4 separate regions of the Mus musculus genome follow, and regions 1, 2 and 3 are each linked to region 4. The links are chromatin contacts, found by Hi-C or POLR2A ChIA-PET in ENCODE. All regions are on one chromosome and are shown on one strand. The core of a region is the stretch at or near the end of the contact, and the rest is flanking DNA. Distances in the headings are between cores, read along the strand shown. Region 1 overlaps Aco2 (aconitase 2, mitochondrial). Region 2 holds the start of Polr3h (polymerase (RNA) III (DNA directed) polypeptide H). Region 3 holds the start of Rangap1 (RAN GTPase activating protein 1). Region 4 holds the start of Tef (thyrotroph embryonic factor).

Evidence for each region. A loop is a pair of places that touch in the nucleus more often than their neighbours do. ChIA-PET counts read pairs that join two places held with the same protein, here RNA polymerase II (POLR2A).
Region 1: POLR2A ChIA-PET joins it to region 4 with 12 read pairs in embryonic stem cell. The contact joins the enhancer-like site here to the promoter of Tef in region 4. A Hi-C loop is called at or near these places in 1 of 37 maps with a recorded cell type or tissue (left cerebral cortex). POLR2A ChIA-PET finds 5 or more read pairs at or near these places in 3 of 5 experiments (Patski and embryonic stem cell).
Region 2: POLR2A ChIA-PET joins it to region 4 with 37 read pairs in embryonic stem cell. The contact joins the promoter of Polr3h here to the promoter of Tef in region 4. POLR2A ChIA-PET finds 5 or more read pairs at or near these places in 3 of 5 experiments (Patski and embryonic stem cell).
Region 3: POLR2A ChIA-PET joins it to region 4 with 19 read pairs in Patski. The contact joins the promoter of Rangap1 here to the promoter of Tef in region 4. POLR2A ChIA-PET finds 5 or more read pairs at or near these places in 3 of 5 experiments (Patski and embryonic stem cell).

The regions. Positions count from the first base shown.
Region 1 is chr15:81,890,028-81,892,727 of GRCm38, forward strand. All of the region lies in intron 2 of Aco2 (aconitase 2, mitochondrial), which reads left to right. Among named protein-coding and RNA genes, the nearest start is that of Aco2, 19 kb to the left of the region's middle. Within about 2 kb of position 1,316, at least 1 of the 3 ENCODE cell types and tissues checked has a DNase peak (open chromatin) inside an H3K27ac peak, as active enhancers do; it is left cerebral cortex, where a contact is called at or near this core.
Region 2 is chr15:81,924,946-81,927,646 of GRCm38, forward strand. It overlaps Polr3h (polymerase (RNA) III (DNA directed) polypeptide H), which reads right to left and starts at 1,268. Exons shown (of 6, transcript NM_030229.4): 1 at 841-1,268. The coding sequence starts at 951.
Region 3 is chr15:81,728,508-81,731,207 of GRCm38, forward strand. Rangap1 (RAN GTPase activating protein 1) reads right to left here and starts at 1,412. Exons shown (of 16, transcript NM_001146174.1): 1 at 1,205-1,412.
Region 4 is chr15:81,810,017-81,812,716 of GRCm38, forward strand. It overlaps Tef (thyrotroph embryonic factor), which reads left to right and starts at 1,398. Exons shown (of 4, transcript NM_017376.3): 1 at 1,398-1,704. The coding sequence starts at 1,554.

The DNA.
Region 1 (2,700 bases), core at 66-2,565, 80 kb after region 4:
ACCTACCAAGTGCTAGGATTATAGGCATGTGCCATCATATATGACACTGGACCTTAAATCCAGTTCTTTGTGCATAGTAGGTAAGCACTCTACCAACTGAGCCAGTCCCAAGCCAGCTTCTAGTCTTGTGGGGTTCATCCAGACTCTATGCTTAAGTCACCTGGGAGGCTCTTACATCAGCCCCTGCTCCCCACCCTCACAGTTATAACTCAGGGGAGCTTGACCTTGCTTCAAACACTGTTGGTTTTTGGCATCACATGGGAGTCTCTTCAGACCAAGACTCTGAGATTGCACTGCAGTTTAACTGATAAGAGCCCTATATTTATTTTTTGTTTGTTTTTGTTTTTTGAGACAGGGTTTCTCTGTATAGCCCTGGCTGTCCTGGAACTCACTTTGTAGACCAGGCTGGCCTCGAACTCAGAAATCTGCCTACCTCTGCCTCTCAAGTGCTGGGATTAAAGGCGTGCGCCACCACGCCCGGCTAAGAACCCTATATTTAATAGGATCCTCTGGTGCATGCCCAGCACAAGGAAGGCAGAGGCAGGCGGATCTCTGCTTTTAAAAATAGCCTCATCTATAGAGCAAGTTCCAGGACCACCTGGCTTGCTTGTCATTTAGTTTTTACTCTGAGCAATTGGCTGAAGCAACAAAACCAATATTTAGATTTTAACTTTGTCAATAAAATTACTAAAAAATTTCCATTTTTTTCCCCTGTGTTAACCAGAGAATTCTGGTAACTATCTGCATGGTTCAGGTAACTGGAAAAACTGCCCTTTCTTGTTGTCGCCATGAACCAAGCAGCTGTCCTCAGAGAGTTGGTTTTGCTCTCAGGAGATGCTCAGCAGTACGTCAAGACATTTCTTAGTTATCTTTACTAGAAACAGAGTGAGGGTTGTTACTACGTAGTGGGTAGGAACTAACAACACCACTAAACAGCCACAGGACAGCCTTATAGCAGAGTCACCTGGCCCACGTGTAGGTAGTGCCAGGGCTAAAAAACCATGACATAGAGAAAAAGTAGAGGTAAGGCTCTTCTAAGAAGTTTTTTATTCTAAAGAATGTGTTTTCTTGTTTGAGAATTTCAAACATGCATGTCATGTGTCTTGATCAAACATGAGCTTACAACGGCTGTAACTGCACCCATAAGACCTAAGGAAGATCAAGCTAGTCTAAGAGCTTTAAAGAAGGCAGAGCACGGCTAGGGGACTCTTCCTCCTCTCAGAGCCTTTGACAGTAGAGCCAGACTCCATTTCCAGGAACAGAACACCACCCAGAAGAACAGAGGGACAGATAAATATAGATAGAGATCCGAAGTCACTCTCTATCAGAAGACGTACTGGTAAGCTGCCCTAGTTTTGCTCACTGTCAGCTGTACATCATATACTGTATTAGAGTGTGTTCATCTCAGGCCACACTGAGGTCACCTATTGTGGAGGTGAGCGCCTTTACTTGCTGAGCCTTCTAAGCAGCCCAGTGTCGGGCTGGTCTTTGTTTAAAGAGCATTTCAGGCATTTCTTTCAAGGTTTTAGTGCTATTTTTCAGCTCTCTTGAGCCCAGAAAGAGAGGTTATATTCTATACAGTGAGTCACTGCCACCCACCTGCCTGGGATATGCTGCTGCAAAGGGCCAGCCTTGCTGCTTTTACTGGCTTCTCTAATGAAGCAGACCTAGAGATTCTTAGAACTACCAGTTGAGCTGAACAGCTAGGACTTTTTTTTTTTTTTTTTTTTTGGTTTTTGGTTTTTCGAGACAGGGTTTTTCTGTGTAGCCCTGGCTGTCCTGGAACTCACTTTGTAGACCAGACTGGGCTCGAACTCAGAAATCCGCCTGCCTCTGCCTCCCGAGTGCTGGGATCAAAGGTGTGTGCCACCACCGCCCGGCCATCTAGGACTTTAGAGAAGAGCTCTTAGTTCAAGGGCTTAGGAGACTGAGATTAGTAGATGGGCCCAGGCAGGCAGAGGAGAAGGAAGGGTCCACGTTTCCTGCTGAGTCATGCTGGGTCAGCAGTAGAGTCAGCATGAGAGCACAGACAGCACACCCTGTTGGATCCTTGCATCTAGTTTTGTACCTCAGCTTTGGGACCTGGGAGAACTCACTTTCCTCCCAGAGCCTCAGTTTCCTCATCTGCACTGTGAGTATAAATGAGTTCTATGCATGAAGTGCTTATGAAAGCCTAAGAGTAGGGACTGGAGAGATGACTCAGTGTTCTCTTCTAGAGAGACCCAAGTTCAATTCCTGGCACCATCCACTATGACTCTGATTCCAGGGGATCGCCAGTCCTCTGGCCTCTACAGATACCTATTTGCACATGTCCACACACACATAAACAATCCCAGGATTTAGGGCTCTAGTCACATAACACTGACCTTTGGTCACAGACTGGAGAGCATGGTAGGCTGGGAATGGGCTGGGTTATTACCAGAGGGCAGGGAAGGGCTTTGGGGTGTGGGTTTCGGGATGTTTGTGTGTGTGGTAATGAGGACCAAGTAAAGGTCCTAGCACCTCCTGCTCTGCATCTGAGCTACTTCCAGTTCCAAAACATATGCCCTGTACAGGGCTTATCAGTCTAATTATACCTCAGTAAAGCGGCCTCTCAGGATGCCTTTGCTTGTTTGAGGAGGGAAAGTCTTGCTCTGTAGCCCTGACCAGCCTTAACTGTTCGGCTCATCTTACACTGTGTCAGTCCTGTCACCTCAGCCT
Region 2 (2,701 bases), core at 18-2,517, 110 kb after region 4:
TGAAAGTCCGAGAAGGCCCCTGTAGTCATAGAAAGGGAAACACAGTAACCAAATGAATACAAGAAAGGGGCTACTGAGCTGGCTCAGCCGGTACAGCTGCCTCCCTCTAAAGCTGAAAGCTGAGTTCAATTCTAGAGACCCGCACGCTTATCCTCTCACCTCTACTCTCACACTGTGGGCAACACAGATAACACAAACCGAGGCCCAGAGAGGGTGACTTGGCCAAGACAACACAGTAATTGAACGAGGAAACAGGCATATTCCAGTTTCTGTTTTACAAACCCATTTTGTACACACGCTCTCTCCGTTTTGTTTTCTGGCAATCCTGAGAACCGAACCAGTGACTCCGCGAATGTCAAGCAAATTCAAGCACTGTTCAGCATCCTGATGCTTTTTGTTTCTTTTGAGGCAGGGTTTCTCCGTTGTAGCCTTGGCTGTTCTAGCACTCCCTCTGTAGACCAGGCTGGCCTCGAATTCACAGAAATCCGCCTGCTTCTGCCTCCTGAGTTATGGGATTAAAGGCATGCGCTACCGCCAGCAGCTTCGGTGCTTTTAATTTGTCTGAGTCAAGGGCTAACTATATTGCCCACGCTGGCCTCGAACACAGGATCGTCAAAAAGCCTCAATAGCCAAGAAGCTCGGATTACGGGTGTGCACTACCTCGCCCGGCCCATTTACTCCCTTGTGTACACGTTGTCACCCAAGTCTGGTTTATAAGGATGCGAAGGAAAAAAACCCCGACATGAAGTTAAGTGTGCAAGGCCAAGGGTGAACCAGGCGATAGCCAGACTAGCAGTGGGACCGGTAGGGACACTGCCGGGCAGCCCGAGGGCCCAGTACCTTGTTGGCCAATTTCTTGTTCAGCTCCTCAGCAATGGAATCGTTGAGTTTCCGCTCAAACTGCCACGGGGGTATGCGCACGGTGTCCACCATCTCCACCAGCACGAACATCCTGCGCTAGGGCTCTGGAGACCGGAGAGGCTGCCAAGCACGGGGGCCTGCGAGCTGTGATGGGGTGGGGGGGACCCGAGCCTCCTCCGTCCCTTCTCAGCCTCTGACAAGCCAAACCTGCAGCCGAGCTGCGCGGGAGGGCCTGGGCTCCAATTCTGGAAGCTACGCTCGTCTCCCGGAGGAAACTGAGGCCCGCTCCCGCCAGCCTTGGAGGAGCGCCGGCTCCCCGTCCCCGGATGCCACCCTGGCCTCGTTCCGTCCGCACCACGCGCGGGAGCCACGCGCGTCCAGCAACGCTGCGCTTGCCAAACCAAATCAACTCAGCTTCCGGAAAACTGACCAATAAGAAGCATCTGCCCGCCCCTGCGGGTCGCAGAGCTTCGCGAGGCTCCCGTGAGGGGCGGGGCCGGAAGGTGGGCGGGGCCGCCAGCACTCTCCCGCAAGTGAGAGAAGAGGGGCGGGGTAGAGTGCCGAAAGGGCGGGGCCCCATCCTGAAGCAAGCCAACCCCGGGCCCCTGAGAGAGTCTGGTTGCTAGGCGACAAGTCTGCACTTCAAGCCTGATTGTCTTTCTTTTGCACAACAGCCAGATAGACCCTTTGAAAATACAAATTTAACACGTTCAAAATAGTCTTTACTCCAGACAAAGTACCCAAGAGAGTGGGCAGAAAAGGGTCGCCGGGCCTTCCTGGATGATGTCATTTTAAGTGGTGCATTTGATGGATATGCTCACCAAAGCTCAGCACACAAAGCTTAAACAGCTGAAACAGACTCACGCTTGTAATACCAGCGCAAGAGAGGGTGAGGCTGGACAATCACTGCAAGTTCAAGACCAGCCTGAGTTACCAAATGAGATCCTGTGGCCGGGCAGTGCTGGCGCACGCCTTTAATCCCAGCATTTGGGAGGCAGAGGCAGGCGAATTTCTGAATTCGAGGCCAGCTTGGTCTACAGAGTGAGTTCCAGGACAGCCAGGGCTACACAGAAAAACTCTGTCTCGAAAAACCAAAAAGAAACAAAAAACAAAAAACACAGATCAGCTACATAGTGAATTCAAGTCTAGCCTGAGGTACAAAAGACTTTTTGTTTGTTTGAGACTCTTTCTAAAAAGAAAAAGGGGGGTGCCTAACAATGATGGTGACACACGTCTTTAATCCTAGCACTTGGGAGGCAGAGGCAAACGGATCTCAGAGTTTGAGGCCAGCCCAGTCTACAGAGCAAGTTTCTGGACAACCAGGACTGAACAGAATAATCCTGTCTCAAAAAAACAAAATAGAAAAATTTTCTTGCTGCACACTTTTAATCCCAGCAGTTGGGAGGGGCAGAGACTGTCAAATTTCTGAGAGTTAAGACAAACCTGGTCTACCAAGAGAGTACAAGATAGTCAAGGCTATACAGAACACACTCCCTCCCCCACCCAAAAAAAAAATGAGGAGAAAAAAAATAAGGCATTTTGGGCTGGGCGTTGATGGCACACACCTTTCATCCAAACAATTAGAATGCAGAGGCAGGAGGATCTCTCTGAATTCGAATTTGAGGCCAGCCTGGTCTACAAAGCAAGCTGCAGGACAGACAGGGCTACACAGAGAAACCCAGTCTCATAACACATGTAAGACAACAGTGTGCCTTTCTAGAAACAAAGTATTTCAGGGAATTGACAGGAGAGGTAAGAATTGATTAGCAATGATCTTCATAATATCAGTAAGTAACTTGTTTTACATTTCTATGTATATGAAGTGTTTTGCCTGCATCTG
Region 3 (2,700 bases), core at 162-2,661, 81 kb before region 4:
CAAAGGACATTCTAATTACTGTATCAGTATGAGTGACCAGGAGGGTCCCTGGAAGGTTTCAAGCAACTAAGCGTACACCAAGCTGTTTTTGACAGGAACAGGGTCCCAGTATAAGGCCTGATATTCGAGGGCTCAAAGAATGACAACACTGAGAGGTAGTCTCCTCAGACCAAATAAGCTAGTTCAAACCAAATTAAAGTATAAAGGCAGGTTTATTGGGGACAGCGCTCTAGTGGGTTCACTGGTCCCAAAGAAGGAAAGTCGCCTTGCAAACAGGGAGACAGAGGGGTGGGGGAGAGAAGGAAAAACGAGCTCACATATGCAGAAAGTGAGAGAAATGCAGACAGAGGAATGGAAGGGTAAGTGAGAAGACCAAAATGTCAGGATTATATAGTGAAGAGCTTCAGGGGAGAGAAGCAAGCCCAGCCCCGGGACTGGAAACTTCAAGTAGGGACTGAGGGATTCTGGGAGAACCTGGAGGCCATGTCCGCTTTGGTAGGTTAAATAGGCACCTTAGCCAGCTGTCACGGGCCAGAAACCCAACAAACACGAAGATGAGTAAAAATCTATCTGGAATTCAGCCACCTCTTACAGTTCCACGATGGGACAATGAGATTAAAAACTGGTGGTGGTAGGTAGGGCTCCAGGTGGAAGGGACACACAGACACACACACAAGCCCTCCCCAATTCACTTTAAAGAATGACTAACCAAAGCAAAACAGGGATGGTATTGAGCTATCCAAGGTCAGCAGACGGCCTGGGAGAGAGCAGGCACAAACGGTCAATACACAAACGCCCTCTCCTCCTGGGCGGCCGCGTGGGGGACGTCCTCAGGTGCACGGCCATCCATCGACCCAGCCAAGCGTCAGCAGTGACTCATGCCAGGCTTCCCGCGCGGACGTGGGCCGACTGGGTAGGCAACGATGGACTGCGTAGCCCCACCCGGCACGCCAGCCGGCTTCCTACCGCCTCCAGGTGAGATGGATGGCAACGGGAGGCGCCACCGCCGAGAGGAAGCTGTGGCTAGTGGCCACTCTAGGCCTCAGTTTCCCCAAACGTACAAGGGGCAGCGGCGCCCAGCGTCCCATCCCCCAAAGCCGGGCGCAGCGTGATCAAAAGGGTAGAAGCAAGGCGATCGCTTCGCCCCACCCAGACCCTGGTGGCCCAGGCAAGTGACAGGAAGAGCGTGAGGGCCCCGACTCACCACAAATTAGCGGCACCGCGGCGTGGGGGGACGGAACGCGCGCGTCGGTCACTGCTTGAGAGTCCGCGTGGGGGCCAGGCCCAGTGACCAGTCTGCTTGCCTCTCCTTGCTGCCGCGGCTCCTCGTTTAGCTCGTGCACACCACCTGCTCCACGATCCCCAGCGATTATGGCGGCGGAGGAGGATTTTTGAAAGCCGGCAGTTTCTTTCCTTCGATTTGATTTGTTCAAGCCGGAGCGGGGTTTTGCCGGGCCGGCTTGCGGGGCCTACTGGGAAAGGAAGTCCTGTCCTCCGGCGCTGGCATGGCGGGACGCGCGCGATGAACTACAATTCCCATGATGCAGAGCGCTCGGACTTCGCAACCCTCCTCTCCGCCCTCTCGGCTTCTGGCTCTTTCTCTACAGTACTCTGTGGGATGGTATTTGACGGAAGCGCCCGCAGACTACAAATCCCGACAGACCATGCCGCGAAGTAGCCGCACCCTTCCGTAGAGGTTAGCGCTCATTCATGCAACTTTATTGACAAAGGCGAAACAGTGAATCACTGGATCACTTCAGCATTGATAGGGATCTACTTGCTAAAAGAAATGACTTTAAAAACAAATTCTAATTCCCCTGAAATTGAAAGGAAACTCCAAAGATAATTTTTAAAAATGGAGAAAGTCATTTTGTAATAGAGACAAACTCCAGGCATCGCCTTAACCAACTGGTTCATATTAACATCAATATGAACACAGCATGGCGCACTGATGACACAGCATGGCTGTCCATTCTTCAAATGGATAAAATTAATCAAATCAGAGAGAAAGAGACGGAGAAACAGAGAGCCGGGGAGGGTGGGGAGAAAGAGAGAAAGAGAGAGAGAAAGGAGAGAAACAAAAGCCAAAACCATCTTCCAGAATAACTGGTCTGTATTGTTCCAAATTCTCCTGTGCCATTCAATTTGAAGAATGTTACTCCTTAAAGCCTATGGAAGCCGGGCAGTGGTGGCCCACGCCTTTAATCCCAGCACTCGGGAGGCAGAGGCAGGTGGATTTCTGAGTTTGAGGCCAACCTGGTCTACAAAGTGAGTTCCAGGACAGCCAGGGCTATACAGAGAAACCCTGTCTCGAAAAAAACAAACAAACAAAAAAGACTATGGAAAACGGTTGCTCTGGGGCATAGCTCAATGATAAGTGTATGCATTGAGTTTGAGTTCATCCCCAGCCCTAAAAATTAAACAAATAAATATGAAACAGACATGTTTAATAAGTGAAATACCCGGGCCTGGGTTTCATCTTTCACGGGGCAACAGAGATTTGCTATAAAGGACAATACTAAAATAATTAGCAAAATGTGTCTGTATAGTAAGTGTTACTATCAATATAAGGTGGGTTTTTTTTTGTTTTTGTTTTTTGCTTTTTGTACTGTGGAGTATGTGTGATAGTGTGAAATAAAGTAAGAGAAGTCTTTTTACTCTTCCTGGCATGTACTTCTAATGTCCTTGGCAGACACCCAA
Region 4 (2,700 bases), core at 148-2,647:
AGGAGAACAGACTGGAGAAATGGAACAATGGGCTAGAGGATTCAGGTTCAGAAAACGATCAACATCACAAAATCTTGTATTTTAGATTCACAGTCCATCACTCTATTCCTAAGGCTACCCAACGTCCTTTAGCCGCTTCCTTTGGGCTTACTCAGCTAAATTTCTTTTTCCTCAGGTCCTAACACAATCCATGCGCTTCTAGCTGTCTATTGTGGTGTTCTGTAACTACCGCATGAACCACAGGCTGCCTTTCCGCCAGACTCAGCTCCTCCTTCCGAGGCAGGGAGCCATGGGAGGGACGGAGGGACAGAGTATAAACAAGCCAAGTCCCTGCCCCTCTGGGAGCTTAATCCCTGAGCGTCTAGTATTGTCTGGGCTTGAAGCCGAGTATGACTTGTACTGCAAAGAGGTACAAAGTTCTGCGAGCCATCTTGAAGGTTTGCACACCCCTTCACGGCTCACAGGTTTCCTAAGGAACCCAGAAACTATGTTTTGTTTTGCTTTTGACTCTAGTTCAATGTTGAATTTTTAAGACTGAGGAAATGGGCTCCCGTGGAGCAACTGGATAATTCCCAAGGTCACAAGCGAGCAGCTAGTAGTACGGAAGTCTGTCCGGACCCTGGTTCGTGGATAGGTTTCAAGAATGCGCTCTCCGTACTAGTGTTTATTCTGCAACCACGCCCGCTCCCAATCCCTAAATCAGTGGGCAACCTGACACCCGCTGAAGCAGCGGAGCTTGGGACCCGCCTGCCCTCCGCTAACCTCGCGCGGAGCGTGGGAGGAGCGCTGGCTGGCTACCCACGTCCCAGTCCCCTTACCCCCGGGCAGAGTCCGCCAAACAACACAACAGGCCAGTCCTGGCTAGGCCTAGGCCAGAGCCAGCCCCGCCCCTCTCCGCCCCTCTCCGCCCCTCCGCGCCGCAGCCGCACGTGCAGAGCCTCGTGCAATCGCGCCGGCCCCGCCCTCTTGCCCCATTGGCTGCCGCGAGCCTTTCCCTCACTGCCCCGCCCCGCGAGGCTCCGCATCTGCTGCCGCTCCACGTGACCCTCGGGGCTGGGCCGTCGCGCCCCGCTCCGCCTTCCTCTGAGGTGGCTTCTCCGAGGGAAGGAGAAAAAGGAGGCTGCGATGAGGTGGGAGGAAACCTGTAGTCACGAAAGTGGTGGCGAAAGGGACGCGACTGACCAAAAAAGAACAGGGGGGCTCCGCAGAAGGGCCCGACGCTCCCGGGCAGGCGGAGCGATACTCCTCACCTGGCCCAGCACGTGTCTACATCGTTTGGTTCTCACAGCCAATCCTAGCCTGAAGAGCTGTGCCCGCCCTTACGCAGCGCGCACCAATCGGAAGCCACGCTATGGGACCGCTGGCCTGGCCTTATGAATAATGAATGAGACGGAACCAGTCCGCGGGAGGGGTGCGGATGGAGAGAGGTGGGGGTGCAGTAGCGCGTCTGCGCAGTGCTGCCCGTGTCAGCAGCTGCGGCGGGTCGAGCCGCTCCGGCCCGTCTCGGGGTGCGGGCGGGGGAGGCGAGGCGCACGAGTGGGGCGCAGGGCACGATGTCCGACGCGGGCGGCGGGAAGAAGCCGCCTGTGGAGCCTCAGGCGGGGCCGGGCCCGGGGCGTGCAGCTGGAGAACGGGGCCTGTCGGGCTCCTTCCCTCTGGTCCTGAAGAAGCTGATGGAGAACCCCCCGCGCGAGACGCGCCTCGGTGAGGGGGGGGGGCTCGCGCGTGTCTGGGGGCGGGGTTTCTGTAAAGGCGGGGCCTTGTGGGGGCGGGCCGGCCCGGGCCGGGTCAGAGGTCAGGGTGAAGCGGTCCAGTGGTGTGGTGTTTATGCGGGCCCGGGCATGACTAGGGGCCTGCTGGACTAGGCCTCTAGCCCAGAGAGAAAGTCAGGGGGTGATCTGGAAAGGACAAGTCAACAGAACTTTGCAAGGAAGCCGCCACTTAGAGGGGGCTCCAGTGGGGCCGCCTGCATCCAAATCCTGAGGATACTGCTTGCCTTCAAATGCGGGTTCCTGGACCTCACCTAGTCTGCGGATCTTGAGACAGAGCGTGTATTTTAAGAAACACTCCACTGCACCCTCGTGGGTGCAGAGTTCACCACCAAAGTTTGAGAGGCCCTGATCAGTATAGCAGATGGCCTTTGTATGTCTTTGGTCCGTCCTGGAGGAAGACGATTCCTCCTCTCTACGAGTGGACAGTGAGCAGGTCCACGGTGGTGCTTTACTGGAAATGCATCCCTGGGAGGTGTGGATGGAGGAGGCAATTTGAGATGAGGGTCGGTAGTGTCTCCCAGTTGTTTTTAAATCAAAGCCTGGTTTAAAAAAAAATTAAGGGAATGAAGGCTGGGCAAAGTAGGGCTGTGATGAGGGTTAGAATGTGGCCACTCAGGTCCTTCTCCTGGTTGATTGTTGGGAATCACAATAGCAGGACCGGGCTTCATCGAATTGCCCAGGCCACAAGAGTCCCTGGGGCCTGGTGTGGAAAGCAGACTTGGCCTGGGTATTTGGCCTGGAAGAGCAGCAGGACTGCCACCTATTGTGGGGTTTTAGGTCCATTGATGTGTGCTTTCAGTCTGAGATCTTCAGATTTCCAAGAGCTCAGCTTAATTAGGGTATCTGGGAAGGACTTGGCTGTTTGTGGATTGCTTGTATCAGGGATCTCATTTCCCTTTCTAAAATGCTGTTGTTTCTTTCCTTGGGT